2 separate regions of the Homo sapiens genome follow, and region 1 is linked to region 2. Evidence: chromatin contacts called from ENCODE Hi-C data. All regions are on one chromosome and are shown on one strand. The core of a region is the stretch at or near the end of the contact, and the rest is flanking DNA. Distances in the headings are between cores, read along the strand shown.

Region 1 (6,515 bases), core at 1,195-3,694, 2.4 Mb before region 2:
CACACGTCTATTCATATTTTCTATTTCTTCATGATACAATCTTCGTAGGTTTTTTGTTTCTAGGCATTTGCTCATTTCATGTAGTTACTCCCATTTTTCAGCATACAATTGTTCATAGTACTCTCTTATAATCCTCTTTATTTCTGTAGAATTGATGGTAATGTTCCCATTTTCATTTCTGATTTTAGTAATCTGAGTCTTTTCCTTTTTCGTAGTCAATTTAGCTCAAGTTTTATTAACTTTTTTAATCTTTTTAAGAACCAACTTTTGGTTTTGTTGATTCCATTTTTGTTTTATCTGTGTTTTGATCTTTTATTATTTTCTTCCTCTGCTAGTTTTGTGTTTGCCATTTGTTCTTGATATTTAATGTTAATAAATGTTTTACTTTTTAATAAATCTGTTAATATTCCAACTGTTTTTTAATATAATTCCTTTCCTTTGTAATCCTATGTTTTAAAAACACTTGAAAACATTGAAACGACATAGGCTTCACCACACTTGTAAAGGTGCCATAGCACAAAAAAGGTTAAGAATCTTACTCCTATTTAGAAACCCCCTTCCCAAATCCCCAATTTCCATTACATATCCTGCTATTTTCCTCTTAGATCACTGGTTTTTAGACACATAAATATTCCTGTTATTCCTTGAACAGAACAAAGCAAAACTTCTAGTCAGGTGCGGTGGCTCATGCCTGTAGTCCTAGCACTTTGGGAGGCTGAGGTGGGCAGATGTCTTGAACCCAGGAGTTGGAGATCAGCCTGGACAACATGGGGAAACCCATCACCACAAAAAATACAAAAATTAGCTCACTGCCAACCACTTCCACCCAGAAGGGATTCTTGTGCCTCAGCCTCATGAGTAGCTGGGATTACAGGCACCCGCCACCACGCCCAGCTAATTTTTTGCATTTTTAGTAGAGACGGGGTTTTGCCATGTTGGCCAGGCTGTTATCAAACTCCTGTCCTCAGGTGATCTGCCCGCCTAGGCCTCCCAAAGTGCTGGGATTACAGGCATGAGCCACAGAGCCTGGCCATCTCCACTTTTTCTTATCCCCCAAAAGGATTAACATCCCTGGCTTTATGTAGAATAGTGTACGCTGCCACATCAGTGTTTGAGTCATTCCCCAGAGGAGAGGGGAATCCCCCCTCCATTTTTTTTTTTGCAACATCTTGTCTTCCCTTTGCTGTTGCTTCCCCCAACACACTTGGTTTTGTTCTATCCTGTACTTCAGATTTGTTTTTTGTTTTGTTTTTTTCATATTGAAAAGATGACATTGCTCCAAGAGGCAAAAATAAATGGGAACTGAAAAAAAAAAGCTTTTTATCTTATTTATTTAATCTTTTAATTCACCTGGAATGAATATTATGTCAATTGGGAGCTTAAATGCTTAAATGTATTTTTCCCCAAATGGTTAACTAATCCTCCCAATAGCACTCATTTGAATAATCTGTCCTTTCCCCATATATGTTACATGTCTTTTACAAAATACAGCCTATTTGAGGTATGTTTCTGGGCTTTTGTTCTATTGAGCTGTCCATTTGCTTACACCAGAAATGCCAGTTTATTTTTTTGTAGTCTTGCAATCTTTTAATTTCTACTAGTGCTTTTTAATTTAACCTTAATCCACTGTATTTGTATTTTTTTCAGTGGTGGTAAAAGGAAAAAATTAAAAATCTAATGAAAGCAGCCAAAAGCACACAATTTATGTCCTGTTAAGACTTCCGCATGTAAGTATCATGCTCCAAATATATTTTTCATCTTTACTTTTTATGACGGAAAGGGCTCAAGTACTTTGGGAAGCAAAACAGAATCGAGGGACGCCGAGAAGATACACAGCAGGCATGTAGGGTAGCGTGGTTGGCAACTGTTCTTACAAAATTTTAATTTGAATTATACGTAATGTACGTAATAAATTACTATTTGGATTTCCCTTTGGCATAAACAGCCAGGGAATATAACTAACATCAAAGATCCCAGACTCTCGACACAATATACTACTAATCGTAACACAATTCTAGAGGGTCAAAAAAGGTAGAGAAGTTTGGACCGTGGAACAGACCTGGTGGAATGTCGACACAAAGCGTTTCAGGGTAGACAAAGCCTACTCAGAACACCCTAAACGCGGAGTTTTGCTAAGTTGGGACGCTAAAAGGCAAGGGAATGACAGGACGTCCGCAGGCTAATTCGCCATTAAGAAACAGAACCGCGGCTTCTTCCACCTCCAGCGTCATCGGCCCCCAATTCGCTGTAACAAACGGATAGTGTCTCGCAGCATCAGACAACGGACTTGGAAATCAGTTTGCGACCACGCATCTGCGCCTTTTCTAGGAAAAGAGGAAGGCGGGTCCAACACTGGTAACGGCAGAAACATAGTTCACAAGGGCCACTGCAAACGCCCCGCCAGCAGCGGAACCGTTATCTCGCGAGACGACGGATCCCCATAAGGCACAAACCTAGCGCCAAGGTTGGCTGTCAAGGTAGATTCCAGGGTGTGGAAGTGGCTTTGTGGTGCCACCTCTAACCGCTCGGAGGTCAACCCCCATTCTACACCGAAAACTAGGCCTTGGCTGCTATGGAAGGACAGCGGCAAGAAAGCCACGCAACCCTAACACTCGCCCAGGCTCATTTCAACAATGGAGAGTACGCGGAGGCCGAGGCACTGTACTCCGCTTACATTCGCCGGTGCGCTTGCGCGGCCTCCAGCGACGAGAGTCCCGGGAGGTAACTATCGCGAGACCTGGGGCCGCGGCGACCCCGGGTGGAGGCGACGTTGGGGTTGTTTGGGCTCCTATCTTTGCCTCTGGAGCTCACGGTCGGCGCTTGTCATAACCCAGCACTAGGACTGAGCGGGCGGACGTTCGTCTTTCTAGAAAGGCCTAGGCGAGGCCTAGGACGAGGGCGGCGGAGAACGCGGGGAGAAGCCCACCCGTGAGGAGCCAGCTGCCGCGACGGTGCGGAGAGATTTCCGGGAACCAAGCCCTCTGCGCGATCCTCGGGCGCGGGCCGCCGCCTCTCACCCCGCCGTCTCTCCTTCCACGTTCCTCATTCGCACCCAGAGACTTAGGACAGATAGGAATTTTCCACTCGTGATTTTAGCTGGCGGGAAATCCGCGACCTGGGAAGGGAAGGGGTCACGGCTGCGTAGGGCCACAGTACCGCGACTCCCATCTCAGTGTCACGGCGCAGGCTCTTGGTGGTGTTTTTCACTTGTGAAAAACGTTTAAATATGTGGAAGAGAGCATAACGAACGTCTAGGTGTTTATCACTTGGCTTAAGCATTATCAGTTTACCTATTGTATTCATCCATGGATGTTTCAGAAGGAACCACCATGTCATCATCACATAGTTACTTAATATCAAGTCGTCAGTGTTGGAACCATTCTGATCGACTAATAAGGTGTTTTGTTCTTTGGTTCCCTTTTCGCAGTTAGTTCAAGTCAGGATACACATCAAGTCTTTTTAAGTCTCTTCTCCACCTTCCCCTCTTTATTTGTTGAGGAAACCGATTCTTGTGTCCTTTGAATTTCCGTGTTTTGGACTTGCTGACTGAATCTCTTCTGTCGTTTAATGTGGTCATCTGTCTCATATTGCTGTGAATTGGTGGTTAAACCTTGAGGTTTGATCCAATTGAATTCAGATTCAATATCATGGCAAGAATACTTTTTAGGTGGGTGTGTGTACTTTCACCAGGAAGCACATAACGATTCGCTGACTTTCTCTTTGTGATGTGAGCGGCTTCACCTGTTACTGTCTGCTTGCCCAAAGCATCTTTTCGGCTTGTGCCTGGATGTGTAGCATTTGTTTTTACTCCAAGTCTTGCCTCGACTGGGCTTGTTGATGGTATGGAGTGGATCAGGATGAGAAAAGAACAGAGGGGTTGGTTGAACAGCTTTTTGAATAGTTGTGAGTTGTCTGTTGTGGATTTGAGTTTTCTGGACAGGATGCCAGCTTGTCTTTTGTATGAGGCTTAACTAAACACTAAGGACTTGATTCTTACCCTGTTTGTTACGCTACATGGAATTAAACCAGAAAGAAAATTGCCTTCTCATTTCAATAACACACAAGAATAATAATAGAAGTTTCTGAACAGGCAATAAGATGATACCATCTACTTTCCTCAGTGCACCTCCCCCATAAAAAAGATAAGTAAACATAGAAAGCGAAACTATTCATGTTTCAAGCTCTAAGAGTAGACTTACCTAGTAGATTTTAAAAAGTATTTATCAGCATCAGGTATGCTGTTGCTGTCTAGTCTTGTTATTCTTCCTTCTTTGCACCTCTCAGCCTAAGAACACAAGTGTCTGTAGCATATATAATAGCTATGCCTTACCAGCACAGGAAAGACAGTTTGTCATAGCGCAGTAGAAGGGAGTTCATCATGCCTGAATTCCAGTCTTGGCACTGCCACATGGCTAATGTCTCAGCCTCAGTTTTTCATCTGTAAAATAAGCTTTTGATAAAATTCTAGGAACTCAAGGATTGAAACTGAATTCTGTCATTTCAACTTTTTCCCTTCAATTTATCTTTTGGAGCTTACATTTATTTTCTAAGTATTGGGTCACTAAATCATTTTGAAACAATATTTGCAATTTTTGAATGCCTTTCATTCTGAATGGTTTGTGACGTTTTCTTTTAATATCTAAAGTATAGCTTTAGTCATAAACCTAATTTCCAAAGTGTGTGTGTATATATATACACACACTTTATATATAAAAAATATATATACACACACTTTATATATATATAAAAAATATTTTTTTTTGCGAAAGTTAGCAAATCCTAAAAATTCACATTTGGGTTAGGTAACTTGAATGAATTCCATTATAATAAATACTATCATTACAAAAATTTTAATATTACAGAAAATTTCGGCTTCAACTGTTAGTCCATTTCTTTAAAATATGAAACAAAATTTCCACATGAAAACGATTTTAGAATTTGATTTAATGAGATCTAATTCTAAGTCTAACATTTTATGATTCTCTATATTACGAATATATAATTAGTATTAAAAACTTATAACAATAATTTTGAAACTTCGATTTAATGACTAAAACCTTACTGGCATCCTGAGATTGCTTTTTTCTTTAAACTCTCTACTGGGAGCAGTTCAACTAGTGTCATGTCACACATAGGTGAAGGGGAGTGGTACCGTCTTGTAATCTAGGTTTTAACGGGGGTGCTTAGTGGCATCCAGAAGTATCCCTACATCCAGTCTCCATCACAGCTCATAGAATAGACGTTTTCTAAAATTGCGACAGTTCCTCTCCATCGTTAGCAAACTTGGTTTGAAGGAGGCCCTTGGGCTGTGAGTGCCTCTTAGGGTAGCAGTAGTTACAGTCCCTGTCTGAAATCTCAAGGATCAAGATATTAAGAGAAGTAGCTTTTATTTACACTAACTGCCTTCACAGATACTTTCGGAGGACTATACTTTTTACTACGGGGTATTACAAAGAAGTGACAGATGAATTCTCTGTTTGGTTCTAATTTGAGAATTGCTTTGGGAAAAAAGAAAGGGAAACAGAATCATCCCTGACTCAGAGCAGAGGCACTAATGTTCTCTGTGCAGACTATTTGTCCTGTGCAGAGAAAGGTTCAAGGCAGCCAGGGGCTGTGACCTGTTGAGCTGGTGGCTGGTCAGAGCTACCTGGCTGTACAGCCCAGGAATGGCTGCTAATTTAAAGCTCTTTGGGCAACCTCTAGTTCCCTCAGGTGCAGAGCCAGTTCTGCACAAAGGACATCAAAATTGACTGGAGCCCTGAGGGGGTCTAAAGGAGCCCACCCTCCTAGCAGGAAGCCAGCCTGGCATTGGGGAGGATGCCAGCTGAGGCTGGAGGGAGGGCAACTCTGTCCCCAGAGATAACTTCCTGGGGATCGTAGCATGTTGAATTTTCACTTAGCGTTAACTTTAGTTTTTTATTGGTGGAAAATGATTTCAAATCTTATTGTTTTAAGATCACTTAAAAATTTGAGAATGAAATTGATTCACATTGTGACATATCCATAGCAAACTCGGGCTTTGGGCTGGCTTTCCCTCTTTGCTTAGTATTTATCTGTTCTGTCTTCTTTGCCCTGCTGGTGTGTGCTTAGAAAAATGAACAATCATTTTAATGTTATATTCAGCAGAACAAATTGGCAGTGAACACACTGTAAAGTTAGTATGCTTTTCAGGTTGACATTGCAGTGGTATAACCCTACAAAAGTAGATAACAGGGTTAAACAAAAATTGATTTTAGCTCTTTATTTGTACGTTTTTTCTTCAGCTTGGATTTTCAGTGTTGATGCTGCATGTTATAGGCTGTGAAGTTTGACAATACCCAAAAGAGAATGAAAGTGGAAATGAGAGGAATTTGGTAACACGGTGTTTTTAATGTGAACTTTTTGTTTAAAGCAAATGCAGCCCTGAGGATTTGGCTACTGCATATAACAACAGGGGGCAAATCAAGTACTTCAGGGTTGATTTTTATGAAGCCATGGATGACTACACATCTGCCATAGAAGTCCAACCCAATTTT
Region 2 (7,167 bases), core at 6-2,505:
GCTGCAAGGCTTTCTACAAACTTAAGTAAACATTTCTCTAGAGGAATTTACACTGAAGTAATCACAATGTATCTAAGAGTATTTAAAAAACATGAAACTGGTGAACATCTTATTACCTAAAGTAGAAGGCTAGTTATATATTGCCATCTATGCCATGGGAGGGTTCTGAAGTTAGGATTCTGGTTGCATGTTATTGTAGTTATTATAAATTTTAGCATAAAATGTAATATAAAACATACCAAGCTTGAAACAACCACCAAGGGAATCGAGGTGTTTATTACTGAGCACCAGTTACATGTTTCTTAAGAAACATGTATATAATAATAATAAACATTTTGAAAAACATTTTCTTCTTAATGATTATAGAATTCACAAAAACCAGAATTGACTGGAAATCATAAATGATTCTCAAAGCAGGAAAAAAAAAAACAAGAAATAGCGTCTAAAAATTTGTTAGTAGGTATGAGTCAGACCTGTATTATTATGTTTACACTAAATGGGGTAGTTCAAACATATAATATTTTATCTCTAAATAATTTTATCCACAATATTTGAGAAGAAATCCCCACAGCACATAGTAAACTATTTTTTTTTTAGTCTTAAGTGAAGAATAATAATTATCCGGATAATAATTTCCACACATTTTTTCCTCAGATAGACTGGTAAGTACTGGTGGCTTTTTTCCCCCAAACACACTTTATTAGTGAAGTGGAAATATTAATATGATCTTAAGTGACGCTGGAAGGATTAAAAAGTTTTTCCATACACAGAGAGATTTGGTCTGGTGCTGACAGAACTACACGATTTTACTGGAGAGTCACTCGAGCCGTTGTGGAGATGCCGTTTCTGAGGTAAACAAAATTTTAGAATTTAGAAAATAAAGTTGTTACCATTCACAAATTTTTTTTTTTTAAGTGAGAGGTTCTAACTTTTCCCCTTCGTTCTACCACAGGGAAAAAAGCATTTAGACTCTCTACAGTCGTGGCATTAGAAAAAGGCGCTAAAAATAGACAATGTAACGGCCCAGGGTGCTCCGACCTTCAGTGGTGAGACAACCGGGGCGCGTGGGTGGGGGCAGGGAGAGGAGGGACTGAGGGAGGCGGGGCGGGGCTGAGGCTGGGGCTGTGGAGGGGCGGATTCGGGGTGGGGCAAACCCTGAGATTAGGCTAAGGCCAGGTCTTGAGGGGCGGGTCAGGGGCGTGACCAGAGCGGCCCGGAACCGCCTATTAAGGGATTGGAGCCCCGCCGGGACTCGGACAGATCCTTTCCATTCGCTGTCATGTCTCTCCCTCAGCCCACGCCGCGGATGGCCGAGCTCAGAAAGCCTACCTCCTCTTTAACGCCTCCTGAGGACCCGGATTCCCAACCACCTAGTAGCAAGCGGCTCTGTCTTGAGGAGCCTGGAGGTGTCTTTAAGGCGGGCTGGCGACTGCCTCTGGTGCCTCGCTTGTCTGAGGCGGAAAAAGTCTGGGAGTTGTCCCCTAGACCCTTCAAGGGACTCCTTGTTTCAACGAATGCTATTTTCGATAACTCCACAGACTCGTGTGTGGAGAAATCAGTCAGTGGGAAGCAGATATGTAATCTGAAATGCTCAAATCTCAAATTCCAAATGAGTAGCTGTTTGCAGTCTCCCCCCTCACAAAGTCCTGATTCTGATTTGAGGGCTTCAGGAAGGTCTGAGGCAGGCCTGCATGACAGAGAGGCTTTCAGTGTGCACCGCAGTAATAGCTCCAAAGCAGGGGTTAGTCAACTTCTGCCCAGCACCTCTATACACGATATACATGGAATTAGAAATGAGAATCGAAAACAACAGTTTGTCCAAGGAAGAGACAATGTTCACAAAGAAAATCCATTTTTAGATGTTACCTTTTACAAGGAAACTAAATCACCATTTCATGAAATTAAGAACAGATGTAAAGCTAACAGTGTTGTGCCATCAAATAAAAGAGAAAATAACATTTCATCATCTGTACTAAAAATATCAAAATCTCAAAACCAGCCCAGCTTGGAAATTGCCAAACCTAGCTATTTTAGAGATAGCGGCACAATAAGTGTCCCTCAGTTTCCAATGGACTTAAATAGCAAAATGTCCTCTGTCTATTTAAAGGAAATAGCGAAGAAAAAGAATGACAAAAAAGAGGCATATGTTAGGGATTTCACAAACATTTACTGGTCCCAAAATAGACCTGATGTTAAGAAGCAAAAGTTACAGAATGATAAAAAAACTGTAGAAGCGGAAAACATTTTTTCCAAATGTTATGAAAATGACTACCCATCACTCAGTAGCCAAAATACTTGTAAGAGAAAAGACTTGATCAGTTCAAACTACTGTAACTGCAGTAGTATCCAGTGTAATGTAAGAGACTCTAGAAAGAATTTCGCTATACTAGAAAATGCAAATTGGGAGGAAGCAGAATGTCTGGACAGTTACGTACTTACCAGGCTGGAAAAATCTCAAAACTGGGACTGTAACGTTAGACATATTTTGAGAAGAAATAGAGGAAATTGTTGGATTATAAATAATTGCAAGACTAAATGTGAAAATATGAAAAAAACTGAAGAAAAATGGAATTGGCTATTATTATTAGAAATAGACCTTTTAAGCAAGGAAGATTACCACTGTGCAAAAGTCATCAATGCATATGAAGAACAATCAAAGCTTCTCGTAAGAGAAATATTAGGTAGTCAGACAGCTTTAATAACGACTGTTTGGCTAAATGGTAAAGGAGAAAATGATAATACTCTACAGTTGAGATACAATACTACACAAAAAGTCTTTCATGTGAACAACCCTTTTGAAAGTTTCATTATAGAAATTTTTTATTTCCATAAAAGTATTTCAGGAAATAAAAAAGATAATAGTATTTTAACCTGCTGTAACATTTTGAAGTGTAAAAAGCAAATTGGTATAATTGGTATTCAAAATCTAATAACCAGAAACATGAATACAAATATAAAGAATGGAATTTTAAGCATATATTTACAAGATAGTGTTTCAGAACCTTTAGATATTCTATTGAAAACTAACATAGCTTTTTTGCTCAATAACTTTGACTCTTTAACAAGAATTGAAAATGATTTTGAATTAGAAGAGGAATGCATTTTCAAGTGCATGCTTTATTTGAAGTATCCAAAAAATATAGTGGAAAATCATACTGCATATCTAGTAAAGATTTTAACTTCTTCAAGACTATTAGAAGATAATATGAAACCTATGTTAAAGAAAAGGAAGTTATTTAGAACTGAACAAGTTTTTGAAAAGTCTAAGAAAAAACTCATTAATTCCTTCAGTATGACAACTCAAAATACAGGTTTTCCGATTTTTGAAACATATGAAAAAATTCCCCTTTTAATGGACTTTGATGACATGGATGAAATTTCTTTAATAAGAGAAATTACTTGTCAGAATATGAGTTGTCCTCAACAAGTTGTGAATGTGGAAAATTGGGCTCACTATAATTCTAGTACTGTTAAAGCACATGGTAATTCTTGTCCTCAATTTATACAGAACAACCGAGGATACATTAATGAAAATTTTTATGAAGTAAATATGCACAGCCAAGATTTAAATATGGAAAGAAAACAGGGACATAATAAGATCAGTAACTTTGACTGTGAGCACATATTTGAAGATCTCTGCAATGTTAGGCAACAGGCCATACCAGCAAGCCACAACATAATACATAATGAAGAGACCCATACCACTTCTATAACTCAAGTACTAAATTTTTGGAACTTGCTAAGTGAAATAGAAGAAAAAAAATATGACTTAATTTTGAAAGAGGAAGTAAAAGTCACAGCTGAAAGTTTAACAAATAGTTGCCAAGTTCACAAAGATACTAAGATAGAAAAGGAAGAGAAAGATAGTTTTTTTCCAATGGATGACATGTTTTCTGTACAGTCAGTTTCATTAATAAGTAAGGAAGTAAATGTGGAAGAAAATAAATATGTTAATCAAAATTATGTAACAAATACAAATGAATATGAGAGTATTTTGCCAGAAAGGGAGATAGCTAATTCAAAGGATTTTCACAGAAAGAATGACTCTGCATTATATATTAATCATCAATTTGAAACTGGTCTGAGTGAAGGGAATGATGAATGTTTTCAGGACTTAGCTGCTAAATATTTATCAACAGAAGCTCTGACAATAGTAAAAGATTTTGAGATGAAGAGAAAATTTGACTTAGTACTTGAAGAACTTCGTATGTTTCATGAAATTAGTAGGGAAAATGAACTTCTAAGCACTGTGGAAACAAACAATGGGCAAGAAAATTACTTTGGAGAAAATGATGCTGAGAAGGTAAAAATGGAGATAGAAAAAGATTTGAAAATGGTTGTGGTCAACAAAATACGTGCATCTTCCTCGTTCCATGATACTATAGCAGGTCCTAATATGGGCAAAAGTCACCAAAGTTTATTTAAATGGAAAACTGTACCCAATAATGGAGAACAGGAAGTTCCTAATGAGAGTTGTTATCCAAGTAGATCAGAGGAAGAATTACTTTACTCTACTTCTGAGAAAGGTATGAAATTCATTTTAGAACATTATTTCTCATGCTAGAAAAATTACTGCTTTTTTCTGTGTAGGCCAAATGTATAATTTTGACAACAAAGAAGGAAGGTAGAGATAAAATGCAAGACAATGTTTATTGATGCACACTATTTTCTTTCTTTTTTTTTTTTTCCAGCAAGAAGCCATAGCTTTATTTATGATAGAAACAATACAAATTTCAAAGCAAGCTGCAGTTACTCCTTGGAAACACCAAGAAAAAAAAAAAAGGTGTTTTCATACAGTTACATTGTTAATTCCACAATAGCATTTACCACATATCATTACTTGTACTTCAGGGCTCAGACTGCCTTTGCTCTCGACACATTTGCTTCTGGCATGACCAATTCTATGTCCTTAACTTCTTTTTTTTGAGACAGAGTCGAGCTCTGTGGCCCAGGCTGGAGTGCAGTGGCACAATCTCGGCTCACTGTAACCTCTGCCTCCTGGGTTCAAGTGATTCTCCTGCCTTAGCCTCCAGAGTAGCTGGGATTACAGGCGACTGCCACGACACCCAGCTAATTTTTGTGTTTTTAGTAGAGATGGGGGCTTCACTGTGTTGGCCTGGCTGGTCTCGAACTCCTGACCTTGTGATCCACCCCCCCCGCCGCCCTCGGCCTCCCAAAATGCTAGGATTACAAGCGTGAGCCACCACGCCAGGCCTTATGTCCTTAACTTCTACACCTGTTTCATCAACCTCTTCCTCTTCACTCTCCTCTTGTACAGTTGGAGTCTGTGTGTTTTCTTGAATGTTTGAGACAGCTTCACCTTGAACTTTGACACAGCTTCACCTTGAAATTTGAATTTCTCAGCAGCTGCTAGCTGGGTGCACACTATTTTCTCATAAAGATGTATTCAAATGTTCAATAATATACTGAAGTTGAAGGAAACAAGTTAATTTTAAAAAGGAGCTTTGAAGAGTCCTACTTCATTTTTCTAAATATTAGGAGCCAACTGAAGGAAATATTTCTGAAAATATAATTTGTTTATACCATTAATATTTTATATAAAAGTTACTTTTTGCTGTAACATATCACTCTTTATTTTCAGATTGTGAAACACCTTTACCTAAAAGACCTGCTTTTCTCCCTGATGAATGTAAAGAAGAATTTAATTATTTATTGAGAGGAGGTAACATTGTGGTTACTTTTTAGGATAACTTCTAAGATGATTATTGCATTATGGTATTTTTAGTATGAGGAAAGTATAGATATTCATGTTGTTCAAAATAAATACAAAGTTTTAGCACCTTTTAAGAGCATTAATATTATACTGATAAATTCTAATAATTAAAAATTTGGTAACAGTTAAAATGCTATTTAGAATATTATTGGGAAATGCACTCTGCAAAACTACGTTCAGATATTTGTATTGATGTATTAAAGTGACTATATGTTAAGTGTTGCATATGCCTAGTTTACACATCTAATAGAGATGTGTAATAGGGACCATGCTCTCTGATAGAGAGCATGCTCTATGCTTCTCATTGTTATGAAGCTTTTATGTGGACATTTTATTATGTGAATAAAAAATATTTGCCATTTAGTCATGTCAACATGATTTTTGACTGATGTTTATACTTTCGATTACATTAAAAATACAACTAGGCCAGGCACGGTGGCTCACGCCTGTAACCCCAGCAATTTGGGAGGCTGAGGTGGGCGGATCACGAGGTCAGGAGATCAAGACCATCCTGGCTAACACGGTGAAAACCCATTTCTACTAAAAATAATAAAAATTAGCCAGGCATGGTGGTGGGCACCTGTAGTCCCAGCTACATGGGAGGCTGAGGCAGGAGAATGGAGTGAACCCGGGAGGCGGGGCTTGCAGTGAGCCTAGATTGAGCCACTGCACTCCAGCCTGGGCGACAGAGTGAGATTCTGTCAAAAAAAAAAAAAAAAAAAAGCACACACTAAAGAAAAATTAAACAACTAACCTTATCTTTTGCCCAACAGATCTACAATATCAGAATAAAACACAGTATGTCTAACATTCATTCCACCTTGTGGTACCAAGGGTGTAGGGTAGGGGTAGGATTGAAATTATGGAACTAGGCAAAGTTATAATCCGGTCAGAAATTTCTGGTATTATACAACAAGGTTAGATCTAAAAAGAGTAACATTGTAGGTTAAATATATTTACTAAAACATCTTAAGTCATGCATCATGTCTCAAAACATTTTTTCTGCATTCTCGTAATCAGTAGAATGTTACCTCTGATACTTTTATTGTCACCTCAGAATTGTATCTTTTCCTCTTTTCTTAGCTTACAATGAAATAGTTTTAAAAATTAATCAAAACATTGGAAGATCAAAGCCCACAGGTAGTCTCTTCTCCCCGGGATGAAGGAAGTAACTGATGGAACAATACTCCATGAGTCAAAAAGTAGTATGGCAAGAATTAGCCTGAAAAGGATAGGGTTTGCTTCTTCTAGGGCAGAAAGAAAGGAAGAAATTGGCTTAGCAATATATTTTGATATAGAATAAAGGAAGATTAGGAGTATATCCTCATGCTGTCATTGTGATTATAATTGTGATAATAAAATGGATATAGGAGGAAGATAAAGTATGTGTGCACATTGGAAAAGCAATCATTACATTTGTTTGAAATATCTAA

Evidence for each region. A loop is a pair of places that touch in the nucleus more often than their neighbours do. Pooled maps may share reads with other maps.
Region 1: a pooled map shows a loop between it and region 2 (13-fold over the local background). The contact joins the promoter of TTC32 here to the promoter of RAD51AP2 in region 2. A Hi-C loop is called at or near these places in 2 of 37 single-sample maps with no recorded cell type and 4 of 50 pooled maps.

What each region holds. Positions count from the first base shown.
Region 1 is chr2:19,897,912-19,904,426 of GRCh38, reverse strand. It overlaps TTC32 (tetratricopeptide repeat domain 32), which reads left to right and starts at 2,444. Exons shown (of 3, transcript NM_001008237.3): 1 at 2,444-2,721; 2 at 6,392-6,515. The coding sequence starts at 2,573. RefSeq lists enhancers at 2,092-2,331, 1,721-2,601, 2,782-2,881, 2,962-3,021, 3,162-3,351 and 1 more.
Region 2 is chr2:17,512,528-17,519,694 of GRCh38, reverse strand. It overlaps RAD51AP2 (RAD51 associated protein 2), which reads left to right and starts at 1,255. Exons shown (of 3, transcript NM_001099218.3): 1 at 1,255-4,526; 2 at 5,603-5,683. The coding sequence starts at 1,280. It also overlaps the pseudogene LOC101928149. RefSeq lists a silencer at 983-1,232 and enhancers at 994-1,543, 528-1,727.